Regions from separate parts of the Homo sapiens genome. Here region 2 is linked to region 1. A link is an interaction called in ENCODE POLR2A ChIA-PET data of the cell type or tissue named here. Cell type or tissue: Panc1. All regions are shown on one strand. Links, peaks and the distances in the headings refer to the core of each region. The heading gives the core; the rest is flanking DNA. Region 1 holds the start of TXNRD1-AS1 (TXNRD1 antisense RNA 1). Region 2 has its middle 11 kb from the start of NOPCHAP1.

Evidence for each region. Peaks named below come from ENCODE experiments on the same cell type or tissue, not always from the same donor. Only the 100,000 strongest peaks of a DNase experiment are listed, where the experiment ranks them.
Region 2: POLR2A ChIA-PET joins it to region 1 with 10 read pairs; 2 of 35 experiments call an interaction of 5 or more read pairs at or near these places.

The regions. Positions count from the first base shown.
Region 1 is chr12:104,276,393-104,284,710 of GRCh38, reverse strand. The region is part of intron 3 of TXNRD1 (thioredoxin reductase 1); the gene reads right to left. TXNRD1-AS1 (TXNRD1 antisense RNA 1) reads left to right here and starts at 3,868. Exons shown (of 2, transcript XR_007063431.1): 1 at 3,868-4,427. RefSeq lists a silencer at 2,346-2,640. In Panc1, for the core only: no CTCF peak of the experiment used is centred there; no DNase peak of the experiment used is centred there; H3K4me3 peaks cover 881 bases; H3K27ac peaks cover 6,400 bases.
Region 2 is chr12:104,971,035-104,979,372 of GRCh38, reverse strand. It overlaps the pseudogene KRT18P20. Among named protein-coding and RNA genes, the nearest start is that of NOPCHAP1, 11 kb to the left of the region's middle. In Panc1, for the core only: no CTCF peak of the experiment used is centred there; no DNase peak of the experiment used is centred there.

The DNA.
Region 1 (8,318 bases), core at 1-8,000:
TCTTTGTCCCCCAAATACCTAATAATAATTACAAATCTTCTACAAGAGCTTTGGATAGGCAAACCCTTGTTTATTTTGTCTTTACAGAATCTGGTATATAGTAGGTACTCAGAAAATGCTGGAAATAGACCTCTCTATGTTCCTGAACTGTCATCTAAGCTATAACAAATTTATGCAGGTGTTTGATAAAGGCTCCTATTGTATTAAACTACTGTTCTACCTATAATAAGCCTTTCTCTCATACACACACACACACCATACTGAGCTAGAATGATCTTTCTAACACCTAAATCTTCTTTACTCAAACCTTCAGTAGCTCTCTAGGGCCCTCAATATGAAGTCCAAGCTTCTCAGTCGCGTTGACATGGCAAGGCCCACCCTTGCTGAACCTAGCTGTCCACATATTCTGTACTCCACTTAAAGCAGGAAACATTGCTGAAGGAAACACAGAAATTAAAAGTGATTTCACTTTAAAGTTAAGACCACAAACTTCAAATGTATCCTCAAGGTTGCCCAGCAATCCTTTGCATCCCTGGAATATTTGTTTTCTCAGGATCCAAAATGACCATTTCACACGTATCCCTCTTTCCTCAAACTTCTAATGCCCCTACACCTTGCATTAGCTCATGACCTACTTTCTACTTTAAGAAAATAGCATCAATCAGACAGAACTCCCTTAACCAGCAAGCTGCCATATTCTCTGCCTTCACTCTTATTATTTCCTGATGAGAAAAAAAGTGGTAGGTAGTGAAGTCAGGAGTAGCCAGAGGTCAGACCCATTATCAGGCCACAGTCAGGATTTTGGATTTCATTTTATTTTTATTTATTTATTTATTTTGAGAGAGAGAGTTTTGTTCTTGTTGCCCTGGCTGGAGGGCAATGGCACTATCTCGGCTCACCGCAGCCTCCGCCTCTCAGGTTCCAGTGATTCTCCTGCCTCAGCCTCCTGAGTAGATGGGATTATAGGCATGTGCCACCACGCCTGGCTAATTTTGTATTTTTAGTATAGACGGGGTTTCTCCATGTTGGTCAGGCTGGCCTCCAACTCCCAACTACAGGTGATCCGCCTGCCTCGGCCTCCCAAAGTGCTGGGATTACAGGTGTGAGCCACTGCACCCAGCCTGGATTTCATTTTAAATGTGTTAAGAAGCCAGAGTGTGAGGCCGGGTGCAATGGCTCACGGCTGAAATCCCAACACTTTGGGAGGCGGAGGCAGGTGGATTACGAGGTCAGGAGTGCGAGGCCAGCCTGGCCAACATGGTGAAACCCCGTCTCTACTAAAAATACAAAAATTAGCTGGGCATGGTGGTGGGCGCCTGTAATCTCAGCTACTCAGGAGGTTGAGGCAGGAGAATCGCTTGAACCCAGGAGACGGAAGTTGCGGTGAGCCGAGATCATGCCATTGTACTCCAGCCTGGACAACAAGAGCAAGACTCCGTCTCAAAAAAACAAAAACAAAAACAAAAAAGACAGTGTGAAGAGAAGAGAAGGAAATGATTGTTGTACATTCAAAGAATTGCTGTTATGTGGAGAATAGTGAAGTCCAACTTCACTTGTGTATGGATTCTCATCTTTTATTTCCTTCTTAATATTAATGAACATCACTCTTGAAGTTAGCCTCCCTCTCTGGCATCATCAATTGCTTGTTCTCTACCTGATCATTTACATCATCATACAAATGCATTGTTGTTTTACCATTTTAAAAAAGCCTCCCGACCTGGTGCAGTAACTTACACTTGTAATCCCAGCATGTTGGGAGGCTGAGGCAGGAGGATTGCTTCAGGCCAGCAGTTCAAGACTAGTGTGTACAACATAGCAAGACCTTGTCTCTACAAAAAAAATTATAAAAGTCAGCCAGGTGTGGTGGTACCTGCCTGTAGTCCTAGCTACTTGGAAAGCTGAGGTGGGAGGATCACTTGAGCCCAGGAGTTTGAGGCTGCAGTAAGCCATGATCATGCCACTGCTCTTCAGCCTGGATGACAGAGCAAAACTGTTCCCAAAAAGAAAGAAAAGGCTCTCATGATCCCATGTGCCCCAACCCTTGCAGTTACCACCACCCCATTTCATTGCTCTCCTTCACACACACACACAAAGCTTTTCTGAAAGAGTTCTTTGTACCTTGAAGAAGAATAAAGTAGGGTAGGGAAGTCAGGAAAGATCTCAGAATGTGATGCTTGAGCAGAGCCCACAGTGCTATGAGGGAACAGGCCATGAGAGTACCTAGGGAAGAAATCTTTCTAAGCAGAGGAAAGAGGAGGTACTTGTGAAAGCTGATCATAAAATTGGGTCATTCTTGTCATTCCCAATTAAATCAGAGCCAAGGGGCTAGGGGGAAAAGCACTCAGGGTACAAAACATTGCTCCAAGAATGTAATTCTCTGCAAGCCTGACTGCTGAAACTGCCTGTTGTAACCTGAGACCAGCTTTATCTATAAATGCTAAGAGAACTTGCTGAAACTCTAGGACTAATTTTGCCCACTGCCATCACTCACCAGAGCTTGCTAGCTCCCCAAACCCTAACTAGTCCCAAAGAACTTTCTTGAAGAGCAATATGTAACAGCTCTCCTGTTTCTAAAACCTCTAACCTTCTCTTTGTTCTTCAGACATACTGAAGACCACCCTGTCTGCATATATGCCCCAAATTGCTATTCTTTCTTTCCAAATAAAAAATTTTAATTTAGAGACTTGTCTCACATTTTTATTCTGGCTTCAACATACTAAAGCCCTAAGCTAGGAGTCTGCTTGACTTATCCAAGAATCCACAAAGTAACCAGTATGTCTAAAGCCTAATGAGTGAGAAAAAAAGTGGTAGGAAGTGAGGTCAGAGGAATAGCCAGGGGTCACATCCATCATCAGGCCATAGTCAGGATTTTGGATTTCATTTTAAATGTGGTAAGATGCCAGAGTGTGAAGAGAAGAGAAGGAAATGATTGTTGTATGATAAAATAATTGCTCAGTTGTGTGGAAAATAGGCTAAGGAGGGCAGGGACTTAAAAGTGGAGATATGGCCGGGCTCGGTGGCTCATGTCTGTAATCCCAGCACTTCAGGAGGCTGAGGCGGGCGGATCACGAGGTCAGGAGATTGAGATGAGCCTGGCTAACACAGTGAAACCCCATCTCTACTAAAAATACAAAAAATTAACCGGGCGTGGTAGCAGGCGCCTGTAGTCCCAGCTACTGGGGAGGCTGAGGCAGGAGAATGGCGTGAACCCGGGAGGCGGAGTTTGCAGTGAGCCGAGATCCCACCACTGCACTCCAGCCCGGGCGACACAGTGAGACTCCATCTCAAAAAGAAAAAAAAAAAAAAAAAAAGTGGAGATATGGAGATATACAGACCTGCTAGGAAGTTACTGTCCTGGTCCAAGCTAGAGATGATAAAGGCTGATTAGTGAGGTTAAAAAATACATTTGAAGGTAAAGCTAATTGCACAGATATATGTTGTACAGTTGTACAGATGGATGGAATAAGAGATGTAAGAGAAAGAGAATCAATGATAACGCTAGATTTCTGGCTTTAGCAATGGGGTAAATAATAGCACTCTTCAATGAAAAGCAGGAACACCCAGAGAGGAGGAAGAAAGATGGGAGGTGGGGGAAAACAATAGTTTGGGACAAATCCATAGTATGGGTTAACAGATCTATTATTATCCAAATGGAGAGGTTGACTAAGCAGTTGGATATGTAAGTATGGAGTTCAAGGGAGAAGTCAAGGCTAGAAATAAACATTTGGTGTCAAACATAAAAGATATTTAATACCATGTGTATTAGTCACAGCTCTTCAGAGAAACAGAACCAATAGGATACATGTATATATAGAGAGATTTTTTTCTTTTCTTTTTTTTAAAGAATTGACTCACACAGTTGTGAGGGCTGATAAGTCTGAAAACTCCAAGGCTGGCTGATAGGCTGGAAATTCAAGCAGGCATTGATGTGGCAATCTTGAGACTAACGGTGGTCTGGGTGCAGAATTGCTTCCTCTTTGGGAAACCTCCATCTTTTCTCTAAGGTCTTCAACTAATTGGATGAAGCCCATCCACATTATGGAGGGTCACTAGCTTTACTCAAAGCCTACTGATTTCATTGTAAGTCACATCTAAAAAATACCTTCACAGCAACATCTATGCTTTTATCTGCCAAACAACTGGGCACCGTATGCTAGCCAAGTTGACACATAAAATTAACTGTCACTCCATGGGACTAGATGAAATTACCCAGGAGTTAATGTATTTAGAGAAATAAAGATGGCCCAGGACAGAGCCCTGGCACGCTCAAACTGCAAAAGGGGAAAAGAACCCAGCAATGGAGCCTAAGAAGGAGCTGGCAGGAGGTAGGAGGAAAACCAAGACTGTGTGGTGTCTCAGAAGCCAATGAAGAAGTGCTCCAAAAAGGAAGATCAACTATTTCAAGCACTGCCAAGAAATCCTATAAGGTAAGGGCTGAGTCATGGAGGTCACTTATGAAAATGGTGGTAGGTAAGAAATCCTAATTAGAAGAAGTTCAGCAAGAAACAGAAAATAAGGAAATGGAGGGAGTAAGTATAGGCAACTCTTAAAGGGGTTTTGCTATAAAAACAAAACAAAACAAAACAACAATAGGAAAGGAGCTAAAGAGGGATGTAGGATAGAGGAATTTTTTTTTTTTTTTTTTTTTGAGACAGAGTCTCACTCTGTCACCCAGGCTGGAGTGCAGAGGCACGATCTCAGCTCATTGCAACCTCTGCCTCCTGGGTTCAAGCAATTCTCCTGCCTCAGCCTCTCGAGTAGCTGGGACTACAGGTGCATGCCACCACACCCAGCTAATTTTTGTATTTTCAGTAGAGAGAGGGTTTCACCATGTTGGCCAGGCTGGTCTTCAACTCCTGACTTCGTGATCCACCCTCCTCGGCCTCCCAAAGTGCTGGGATTACAGGGGTGAGCCACCGTGCCTGGCCAGACTTTTTGGTTTTTTTGGTTTGTCTAAGAAGGAAATTATTACAGCATGTTTTTATGCTAAAGGAATAATCCAGTAGAGGGAACTTTGGCAATTTCCAAAGAAGGAGCAAAAAGAGATAATTGCAGAACCAAAGTCTGTTGAATATACCCTTATTATGCAGTGTAGACTTTGAAGTCAAATCCAGGTTCTATTACTAACTGCAAAGCCAAGTTACTAAGCCTCTCTGCTTCTTCATCTTCTTTCTACAAGGCCCTTTGTGGTCCTTCCACCCCTTCATCTCACCCAAACTTCTCCTCAATCCCCATGATTCAGTCATTAGCTTGCTTTCAGTCCCTGTAATTACTGTCCTCCCTCCCACCACAGGGCTTTGCTAACTTCCAAGCATTGAGCAAATCTAGTTTGAACAGGTTTTCCTTGGGAAAACCAACAGAGAAGTCAAATCCCCCTATGAAATGTTCTCATGTTACCATCTATTCTTTCTGCCTAGTACTTACTACAATTGCAATCATACTTTTATGAGTATTTGATCAATGTCCACCTCCCTCACTCTAGAATAGCACAGTCCAAGAGGACTTTCTGTGGTGATGAAAATATTCTAAATCTACACTGTCCAACCCAATAGCCACTCACCACATGTGACTATTAAGTACATAAAAGATGGCTAGTACAGGTGTGGATGTGAAGTTCTAATGTTATTTAAGTTTAATTAATATAGATGTACATAGCCACATGTGAGCAGGGACCAGGATTAGTTATGCTCACCATCATGTTCCCAGCACTTAATATAGTATGCACACATAGTAATTGATCAATAAATAATTGTTGAGAGATTAAATCTGTAAAAATGCAGATATTACTTAGTTAATTTGTATATTCCATCTTTTTCACAGAGAAAAGGAGAAAAAAAAGCTTTTACAAGGTAAATGTTAGGGGGTCCTCAGTTTTATAAAGGTAATTTGGCCTTTAAGAATTTGATCAGAGGCTGGGTGCGGTGGCTCACGCCTGTAATCCCAACACTTTGGGAGGCCGAGGCGGGCGGATCACGAGGTCAGGAGATCAAGACCAGCCTGGCCAACGTGGTGAAACCCTGTCTCTACTAAAAATACAAAAAAGTAGCCAGGTGTGGTGGCGTGCACCTATAGTCCCAGCTACTCAGGAGGCTGAGGCAGGAGAACTGCTTGAACCCGGGAGGTGGAGGTTGCAGTGAGCCAAGACGGCACCACTGCACTCCAGCCTGGGTGACAGAGTGAGACTCCATCTCAAAAAAAAAAAAAAAAAATTAGGCTGGGCGCAATGGCTCAAGCCTGTAATCCCAGCACTTTGGGAGGCCAAGGCGGGCGGATCACGAGGTCAGGAGATCGAGACCGTCCTGGCTAAAATGGTGAAACCCGTCTCTACTAAAAACGCAAAAAATTAGCCAGGCTTGGGGGTGGGCGCCTGTAGTCCCAGCTACTCGGGAGGCTGAGGCAGGAAAAAGGCGTGGACCGGGGAGGTGGAGCTTGCAGTGAGCCGAGATCACGCCACTGCACTCCAGCCTGGGCGACAGAGCAAGACTCCGTCTCAAAAAAAAAAAAAAAAAAAAAAAAAAAAAGAATTTGATCAGAGGCCAGGCATGGTGGCTCACACCTGTAATCCCAGCACTTTGGGAGGCTGAGGCGGGTGGATCAGAAGGTCAGGAGATCAAGACCATCCCAGCTAACACGATGAAACCCCCTCTCTACTAAAAATACAAAAAAATTAGCCGGGCGTGGTTGTAGGCGCCTGTAGTCTCAGCTACTCGGGAGGGTGAGGCAGGAGAATGGAGTGAACCCGGGAGGCGGAGGTTGCAGTGAACCAAGATCACGCCACTGCACTCCAGCCTGGGTGACAGAGTGAGACTTCGTCTCAAAAAAAAAAAAAAAGAATCTTGCCAAAGGTCACAAACCAGGTAAGTGTTGGAGCTGGTATATAAATCCAACTGTGCCTACCTCCAAATCCATTGTTTGTCTTACAATTAAATAATATAGAGTGAGGAACAGGCTAAAAACCGGTAAAAACAACAAGTAAATCCGGTAAACTTGATTTGTAGGGACAAAAAAAAAACCCCGGTAACCTTCTGATAACAAACAAGGAAAATCATCCATGAATCATCCACCCTGAAAACTCTGGAATCTACTGAGGGGACTATGACCTGTAGTCATTCTGTCTTTATTTCTTTTGTTTATTTGTTTGTTTTTTGGAGACAGAATCTTGCTCTGTCATCCAGGCTGGAGTGCAGTGGCACAATCATAGCTCACCACAGCCTCAAACTCCTGGGTTTAAATGATCCTCATGCCTCAGCTTCCCAAGTAGCTGGCCAGAGGCACACACTACCGTGCCTGACTAATTTTTTTTTTTTTTTTGAGACAGAGTCTTACTTTGTTGCCCAGGCTGGAGTGCAGTGGCGCGATCTCAGCTCACTGCAAGCTCCGCCTCCCGGGTTCATGTCATTCTCCTGCCTCAGCCTCCCTAGTAGCTGGTACTATAGGCGCCCGCCACCACACCCAGCTAATTTTTTTTTTTTTTTGTATTTTTAGTAGAGACGGGGTTTCACCGCATTAGCCAGGATGGTCTTGATCTCCCGATCTTGTGATCCACCCGCCTCGGCCTCCCCAAGTGCTGGGATTACAGTCATGAGCCACCGCACCCGGCCTATGCTTCATTTAAAAAAATGTTTTGTAGAGACAGGGTCTCGCTTTGTTGCCCAGGCTGGTATCAAACTCCTGGGCTCAAGCAGTCCTCTCACCTCAGCCTCCCAAAGTGCTGGGATTATAGGCATGAGCCACTGTGCCCGGCTCCCATCTTTATTTCTTATATCAAGCTATATGAAAGACATCTGTTTACATGTCCCCACTCTTAGAACCATCACTTAATGAACACCTCTGTGCCAGGAACTTTACATGTTCTCAGTCATCTCAATAACCCTTTGGGATATATATTATTATCTCCATTTACAGATGAGTAACCCAAGTTTAAGTGACTGTCCCAAGAGCCGACAGCTAGTCCAGGATTTACGCCTGCATGCTCTTCACTCTCCACCACAGTATTATTTACTTGAGGGGTTGGTCTTTCTTACCCTGGCATCTGGCACAGTGCCTTTCCCATAATGGGCACTCACTCAAGCTTCAAATTCAACTGGCACTTCAGCAGGCTTTTGACTGTTAGTGAAGTGGAAAAGAGAAGAAAGGGAGTGTAAGGTGTTCTGGTAAACCAGTTCTGAGTGGTGGTGGGGAGGCCCTGATTTGTAGTATTTGCTAATTTCTGGAGTTGAATACTCCCACTTTGGCTAATTTCAAGCTACCAACCTACTTGCAAAATTCCTTGATGTTTAACAAGGGGTCTCTTGAGCTGGTACGAGCCAGCTCCAGCA
Region 2 (8,338 bases), core at 63-8,062, 690 kb before region 1:
AATTAACTAGAGGTCTTTACTGCTGCAATAAGGCAAGAAAAAGAATAAAAGGCATAAAGATTGGAAAGAAGGGATTATAACTGTTTTTATTCACAAATGAGATGATCATCTATATAGAAAATCCTAAGTTTTATCAGTTTTATTGATTTTTTCCAAAGATCCAGCTACAAAAAATATTAGAATTAATAGATAAATATGGGAAGGTAGCATGATATGAAGTCAATATGCAAAATCAACCATTTTTCTATATGCTAACAACAAGCAATGGGAAATTAAAATAACTTTATTCACAATATAAACACAAAATATATAGGGATAGAATTATGAAAATATGTGAAAGGTGATTACAGTGAAAACTATAAGAGCTTCGTTAAAGAAATTAAAGAACAGCTAAATAGAGAAGTATACCATGTTAATAGGTCAGAAAACTCATTACTGTTATGATGTCAATTCTCCTCAAATGAATTCATAGGCCCAATGCAGTCTAGTCAAAATCTCAGCAAGCTGTTTTGTAAAAATTGAGAAACTGGATTTAAAATTTATATGAAAACGAAAAGAACTTTCATTTATATGAAAATGAAAAGGGAAAACATTTCTGAAAGAGAAGAATAAAGTTTTAGGACATAACACTGTCTGGTTTGAGAACATATTATAAAGATAACGAGTCAAAACAGAGTGGTATTGGTGTAAAGACAGACTATTAGATTAGTGGAACAGCATAGAAATCCAAGAAATAGGTCCACACATATATAGTTAATTGATTTTCGACATAGGTATCAAGGTAATATAATTGGGAAAAGGTACTCTTTTTAATAAATGGTCTTGGAATAATTGGATCCATATGCAAAATAATGAATCTTGATTCTTACCTCACACCACAAATGTAATTTAAATCTAAATGAATCAGAAAGGCAAACTTGACCTAAAAGTATAAAACTTCTAGAAAAAAAGAGAAAATACTTGTAACCTTCATTTAGGCAGAGCTTTCTTAGATAAAACATGCTATTATCCTTTCAAAATTCATAGGTTGAAATCCAAGGTGATGGTACTAAGAGATGGGGCCTTTAGAGGTGATTAGGTCATGAGGACAGAGCTCTCATGGATGAGATTATTGTCCTTATAAAAGAAGCCCCAGAGAGCAATCTTGCCCCTTCCACCAAGTGAGGATATAGCAAGAAGGGGCCATCTATGAACCTGAGAGCAAGCTCTTCCTCACCAGACACCAAATCTGCCAGTATCTTGATCTTGAACTTCCCAGCTTCCGGAAACGTTAAGAAACAAATTTCTATTTTTTGGTCATCGGCAAAGTCTGAGTCCTGTCCTTTCGCCTGCCTCCCCAGACACCATGAGCTTCACCACTCGCTCCACCTTCTCCACCAACTACCGGTCCCTGGGCTCTGTCCAGACGCCCAGCTATGGCGCCTGGCCAGTCAGCAGTGTGGCCAGCGTCTATGCAGGCAGCAGGGGCTCTCATTCCCGGATCTCTGTGTGCTGCTTCACCAGCTTCCGGGTTGCATGGGGTCCGGGGGCCTGGCCGCGGGGATGGCTGGGGGTCTGGCAGGAATAGGAGGCATCCAGAACGAGAAGGAGACCATGCAAAGCCTGAACGACTGCCTGGCCTCCTACCTGGACAGAGTGAGGAGCCTGGTGACCAAGAACCAGAAGCTGGAGAGCAAAATCCGGGAGCACGTGGAGAAGAAGGGACCCCATGTCAGAGACTGGAGCCATTACTTCAAGATCATCGATGACCTGAGGGCTCAGATCTTTGCAAACACTGTGGACAATGCCTGCATCGTTCTGCAGATCGACAATGTCTGTCTTGCTGCTGATGACTTTAGGGTCAAGTATGAGACAGAGCTGGCCATGGCCCATGACATCCATGGGCTCCGCAAGGTCATTGTTGACACCAATGTCACTCGGCTGCAGCTGGAGACAGAGATTGAGGCTCTCAAGGAGGAGCTGCTCTTCATAAAGAAGAACCACAAAGAGGAAGTAAAAGGCCTACAAGCCCAGATTGCCAGCTCTGGGTTGACCATGGAGGTAGATGCCCTTAAATCTCAGTGCCTCGCCAAGATCATGGCAGACATCTGGGCCCAATATGACGAGCTGGCTCGGAAGAACCAAGAGGAGCTGGACAAATACTGGTCTCAGAAGAATGAGGAAATCGCCAAAGTGGTCACCACGCAGTCCGCCGAGGTTGGAGCTGCTGAGATGACGCTCACAGAGCTGAGATGTACAGTCCAGTCCTTGGAGGTTGACCTGGACTCCATGAGAAGTCTGAAGGCCAGCTTGGAGGACCGCCTGAGGGAGGTGGAGGCCCGCCACACCCTGCAGATGGAGCAGCTCAATGGGATCCTGTTGCACCTGGAGTCAGAGCTGGCACAGACCCTGGCAGAGGGACAGTGCCAGGCCCAGGAGTACGAGGCCCTGCTGAACATCAAGGTCAAGTTGGAGGCTGAGATCGCCACCTACCGCCGCCTGCTGGAAGATGGCGAGGAGTTCAATCTTGGTGATGCCCTGGACAGCAGCAACTCCATGCAAACCATCCAAAAGACCACCACTGCCGGATAGTGGGTGGCAAAGTGCTGTCTGAGACAAAGGACACCAAAGTTCTGAGGCATTAATCCAGCAGAAGCAGGGTACCCTTTGGGGAGCAGGAGGAAAATAAAAAGTTCCGAGGTCAAAAAAAGATGAAATTTCTATTTGTTATAGTCCATCCAGTTTATGTAATTTGTTACAGCAGCCTGAATGGAATAAGACAAGACGTAAAAGTTATAATCATACAAGAAAAATGAATAAATTTTCTCCAAAAAAATTAAAATCTTTTGCTCTTGAAAGATGCTACTCTAAATGAAAAGGTAAGCCAAGACAGGGAGAATATATTTCCCAAACCTACATCTAATGAAATACAGGCATGCACTGCACAGTAACATTTCAGTCAACAGTGGACCATATATTCAAAGGTGTTTTCATATGATTATAACACCATTTTTTACTGTACCTTCTGTATGTTTAGATATGTTTAGATACACAAATACCATTGTGTTACAGTTGCCTGCAGTATTCAGTACAGTAACATGCTGCACATGCTCCTAGGTTTGTAGCCTAGGAGCAATAGGCTACACGGTATAGCCTAGGTGTGTAGTAGGCTATAGCATCTAGGTTTATGCAAGTATGCTCTACGATGTTCACATGATAAAACCAACTAATGGCACAGTTCTCAGAATGTATCCACATTGTTAAATGATGCATGACTGTACTTGTATCTGAAAAATATAAACACTATTACAATTCAATATTAAGAAGGCAAATGATCCAATAAAAGTGGGCAAAAAAGCTCAATAGATACTTCATCAAAGAAGGGATACAAATGTAAAACAAATAGAAAGAGGTGTAACATCATTGGTCATTATAAAAATGCAAATTAAAGCTACAGTGAAAAAACACTACTATTTCTATTAGAATGGCTAAAACTAAAAAGATTAGAAATACCTTGTTGGTTAGGATGTGGGGCAATTCAGTGGTTTTCAGCTGTGAGTCATTTTGCCCCAAAGGACATTTGATAATTCCTGGAGACATTGTTGAGCATCACAATCAGCAGGGAGCTACTGGCATCTAATGCATAGAGGTCAGGGAGCTATACATTCTACAAAGCAAAGGACAGCTTCCAGAACAAAGAATTATCTGGGTCAAAATGTCAATAGTGCAAAGGTTAAGAAACCTTGAATAAACATACGTGTGCACGTGTCTTTATAGCAGCATGATTTATAATCCTTTGGGTATATACCCAGTAATGGGATGGCTGGGTCAAATGGTATTTCTAGTTCTAGATTCCTGAGGAATCACCACACTGTCTTCCACAATGAAAACACTTGGACACAGGAAGGGGAACATCACACACCGGGGCCTGTTGTGGGGTGGGGGGAGGGGGGAGGGATAGCATTAGGGGATATACCTAATGTAAATGATGAGTTCATGGGTGCAGCACACCAACATGGCACATGTATACATATGTAACAAACCTGCACGTTGTGCACATGTACCCTAGAACTTAAAGTATTATATATACATATATATATATATATATATATATATATATATATATATATGGAATCCTTGAAACAACTGGGAACTCTCATACATTGTGGGAGGGAAAATGAAATAGTATAATCATGTGGGAAAATAGGTTAGCAGTTTCTTATAAATGTACGTGTACCCTATGACACAGAAATTCCATTCCTAGGTATTTGTCATATGGCAGACAGTCTCCAGCATAGCCTCCAGGGATCCCATCTCCTGGTATTTATGTCCTTATGTAATCTCCTCCTCTTGAGTATGGACTAAATATAGTGAATTGCTCCTAATGAATAAAATACAGTAAAAGTAATGGGGTGTTACATCTGAAATTAGACTACAAAGAGACTGTGACTTCTGTTTTTCTGCTTTCTGTCACTCTGAGAGAAGCCAACTGACGTGTTGTGAGTTACCCTGTATGAGTTCCACATGGCAAGGAACTGAGATTGGCCTCCAGTCAATACCCAAGGCGGAACTGAGACTTTCAGTTCAATGCCCACAAGGAACTGAATCCTGTCAGTTCCTTGTATGAGTTTCTTGCGTAAGAGAGCTTGGAGGCAGGTCCTTACCTGGCGAAGCCATTTTTCTTTTTCTTTTTTTTTTTTCTCTTGAGACAGAGTCTCACTCTGTCATCCAGGCGGAGTGCAGTGGCATGATTTCGGCTCACTGCAACCTCCCGCCTCCCAGGCTCAAGTGATCCTCCCAGCTCAGCCTCCCCAGTAGTTGGGACTATAGGCACATGCCAACTATGCCTGGCTAATTTTTTAATTTTTTGTAGAAGTGGAGTCTCACATTGCTGCCCAGGCTGGTCTCAAACTCCTGGGCTCAAGCGATCCTCCTGCCTCTGCCTCCCAAAGTGCTGGGACTACAGGTGTGAGCCACCATGCCAAACCTGGTTGAGCCTTTTGATGAAACTACAGTTCTACCAACAGCTTAACTGCAACCTCTTGAAAGACCTTGAACCAGAGTCACCCAGTTACGGTGGTGAGCATTTTACAGCAGAATTGAGGCTAAACAATGGGAATAAGTTTGAAAGAATAATGTTTAATTGGCCGGGCACGGTGGCTCATGCCTGTAATCCCAGCACTTTGGGAGGGCAAGGCGGGTGGATCACCTGAGGTCAGGAGTTCAAGACCAGCCTGGCCAAAATGGTGAAACCCCATCTCTACTAAAAATATAAAAACTAGCCAGGTGTGGTGGTGGGTGCCTGTAATTCCAGATACTTGGGAGGCTGAGGCAGGAGAATTGCTGGAACCCAGGAGACGGAGCTTGCAGTGAGCCGACACGGTGCCACTGCTCAGTGACAGAGTGAGACTCCATCTCAAAAAAAAAAAAGTATTTAATTTTTGTAGGTATTGATACTGTAGATATAATATAAAAATCAAAAATGGGGAGAAGGCTGAAACTATCTGAGAAGAAAAAATATTGCTTTTAAAAAATGAAATAAAAAGTATGTTACATTAGGTGTTCGGGACAAGGGGAGACAGAAAAGAGGAGTTACTAGCTAATTTTAATACCATTGATAGTAGGAAGATAAAAGACAATATCAAAATAAGAGTAGTCTGAATAGTATCATATAAAGTTATTAGAACAAAATACAAATCTTCCTAAATACTAAAATAAACAGAAGCAGAAAAAGGAGAGCAAATAAAACAGACTTCATAGGAAAGACTTCATATGATTTATAAAGACAAAACTGAGATGAAGCATATCAATTGTATTACTACATGCAAATAGGCTTAACTCATTTATAAGAGAAAAAGAATTTTCAGATTGGATAAGTAGTCGAAATTCAATTCTATGCTGGATAGAAATGACTTACCTAGGCTGGGCACGGTGACTCACACCTGTAATCCCAGCACTTTTGGAAGGCAAGGTGGGCGGATCACCTGAGGTCAGGAGCTCAAGACCAGCCTGGCCAAAATGGCGAAACCCCATCTCTACTAAAAATACAAGAAAAAAAAATTGCTGGGCATGGTGGTGTGCGTCAATAATCCCCAGCTACCCAGGAGGCTGAGGCTGTAGAATTGCTTGAATCCAGGAGGCAGAAGTTTCAGTGAGCCCAGATCGCACCATTATACTCCAGTCTGGGTGACAAGAGCAAAACTCTCATCTAAAATAAAAGATAAAATAGTAAAAATAAGAGGATGATTACATATAAACCAGGCATATGCAAGTAAAAACAAAGTGGAGTACAATTTTGTTATTAGACAAGCAAAAATTCAAAAAGAGACAAAAAGACACATTATGATGCTAAATGACACGATCTAAACAAGGAAACCATCATTCATATTCGTGTGCCTAATAACACAGCAACAACCATTAAAAAGCAGAAAGTAAAAGGAATAAAAAGAGACATAAGCAAAAACTCTAATAATTGGAAGTTTAATACCATTTCTCAGAAAAGAATAGACCCAGTTAGACAAAAAAATTAGTATGGATTTAGAGGAGCTAAATAAAATCATTGATAAAGTAGATCTAGTAAATATATATTGAACACTGAACCCTGATAATAGAGATTAAACTTTCTTCTGAAGTCACATGGAGTATTCACAAAATTGAAATATCATAGGCCACAAAGAAAATCTCAATGAATTCCAAAAATACAAATGATATAAGTTATATTCTGTGACCACAATTAAATATAATTTTAAAATAGTGACATTTTTAATAAAAGTCTCTTCTACCTAAAACTGTAAAAACATATTTCTAAGCAATCTTTGAATCGAAAAGAAATAGTAAAAAAAAACTGCAAAAAAAGCTAATTTTACTATTATTATTTTTGAGACAGGGTCTCATTCTGTCTCCAGGGCTGGGGTGCAGTGGCATGATCTTGGCACAATGCTAATAAGAATCTCATCGGGTATTTTTTCCCTTTGAGTGAGAAAATGGATTATAAAGTTTGTATAAAAAGATAAGACAATAGCCATAAGACAGGCTCTGAACAAGAAGAGCAATGCAGGGGGAAGGGAGCTGCTTCTGGTACAGGAAAATGATATGAAAAAAAGATAAACTGTTAAACATTTTAAGATTTTAAAAAGAATATAAATATAAGAAATTTGTTGGTTGATTTGCATGTATGTTACAGTCATTATTATGGGCAAGCTCTAATCATATGAAACTGAACCTGGACCTTATTGCTGATTGGCTGTTACAATGAATTGAATCATCTTAATTTTTAGTAGTGTTATTGGTATGGTTATTTAAAAACTGCTATATAGATATTCTTAGATAAAGCAAATAAGTAATTATACTAATATTTGGATCTCAGATTTTGTTTTGGGTTTTGTTTGCTTTTTGAGATGGGGTCTCACTCTGTTGCCCAGGCTGAAGTGCAGTGGCACGATCTTGGCTCACTGCAACCTCCACTTCCCCAACTCAAGCAATCCTCCCAAGTAGCTGGGATTACAGGCGTGTGCCACCACTCCTAATATTTTTTGTATTTTTGGTAGAGACAGGGTTTCACCATGTTGCCCAGGCTGGTCTTGAACTCCTGAGCTCAAGCAATCCATTCGCCTAGGCCTCCCAAAGTGCTGGCATTACAGACATGAGCCACCGCTCCTTGCCAGATCTCAGATTTTTTGTACAAGAAAAAAAAAATCAGTAACCGACCCACTCCTGTAATCTTAAATTTGAACTGGCAATATGTGTATAAATTCCTGAGTTTCGTTTCGAAAAAAAAATTGAAACTCTTTTCAGGAAATTGAGGGAAATGAGGTAAAATAAGATTGGCATTTAAAAGTTAAAATGTCAAAGTAACAAACTTGAGTCATAGGCCCAAACTAGCTGAGACAAGGGAAGTGGAATTTTCTGAATCAGGTCCCACTCCTGCAGCTGGCCGGAGGACGGGACCAATCCCACCCAGAAGGCAGAGCTGTAGCTTTAGGGGAGGATGCAAGGAAATCAGGGAGGCACCCACAGGTCTACTACAGACAATAATATTTGCAATGTGTAATTCTGGGGATAATTTTGAGGTTTTTCTAAAAGGTTTTCATCTTTCAGCTTCAGTTTTTATCTTCAGGAGACTATCCAAACTGAGTATTTAGGCTGGTAAGTTTTCAAATTGCTATTACCTGGCCCTTAGGAACAATTATGTATTTAATTTAATTACCTAATTTTGCCAATTAAAACTATTTTATCTCTAGAGACATGTATATTAATGCTGAAAGTTATGGTGTAATTATAGTGCAAATCATTTATTTTGGTTAGCTCTTAACCTATTTTGATCGTATGGATAAAATAAAGCATTTGCGTCAAAGGAATG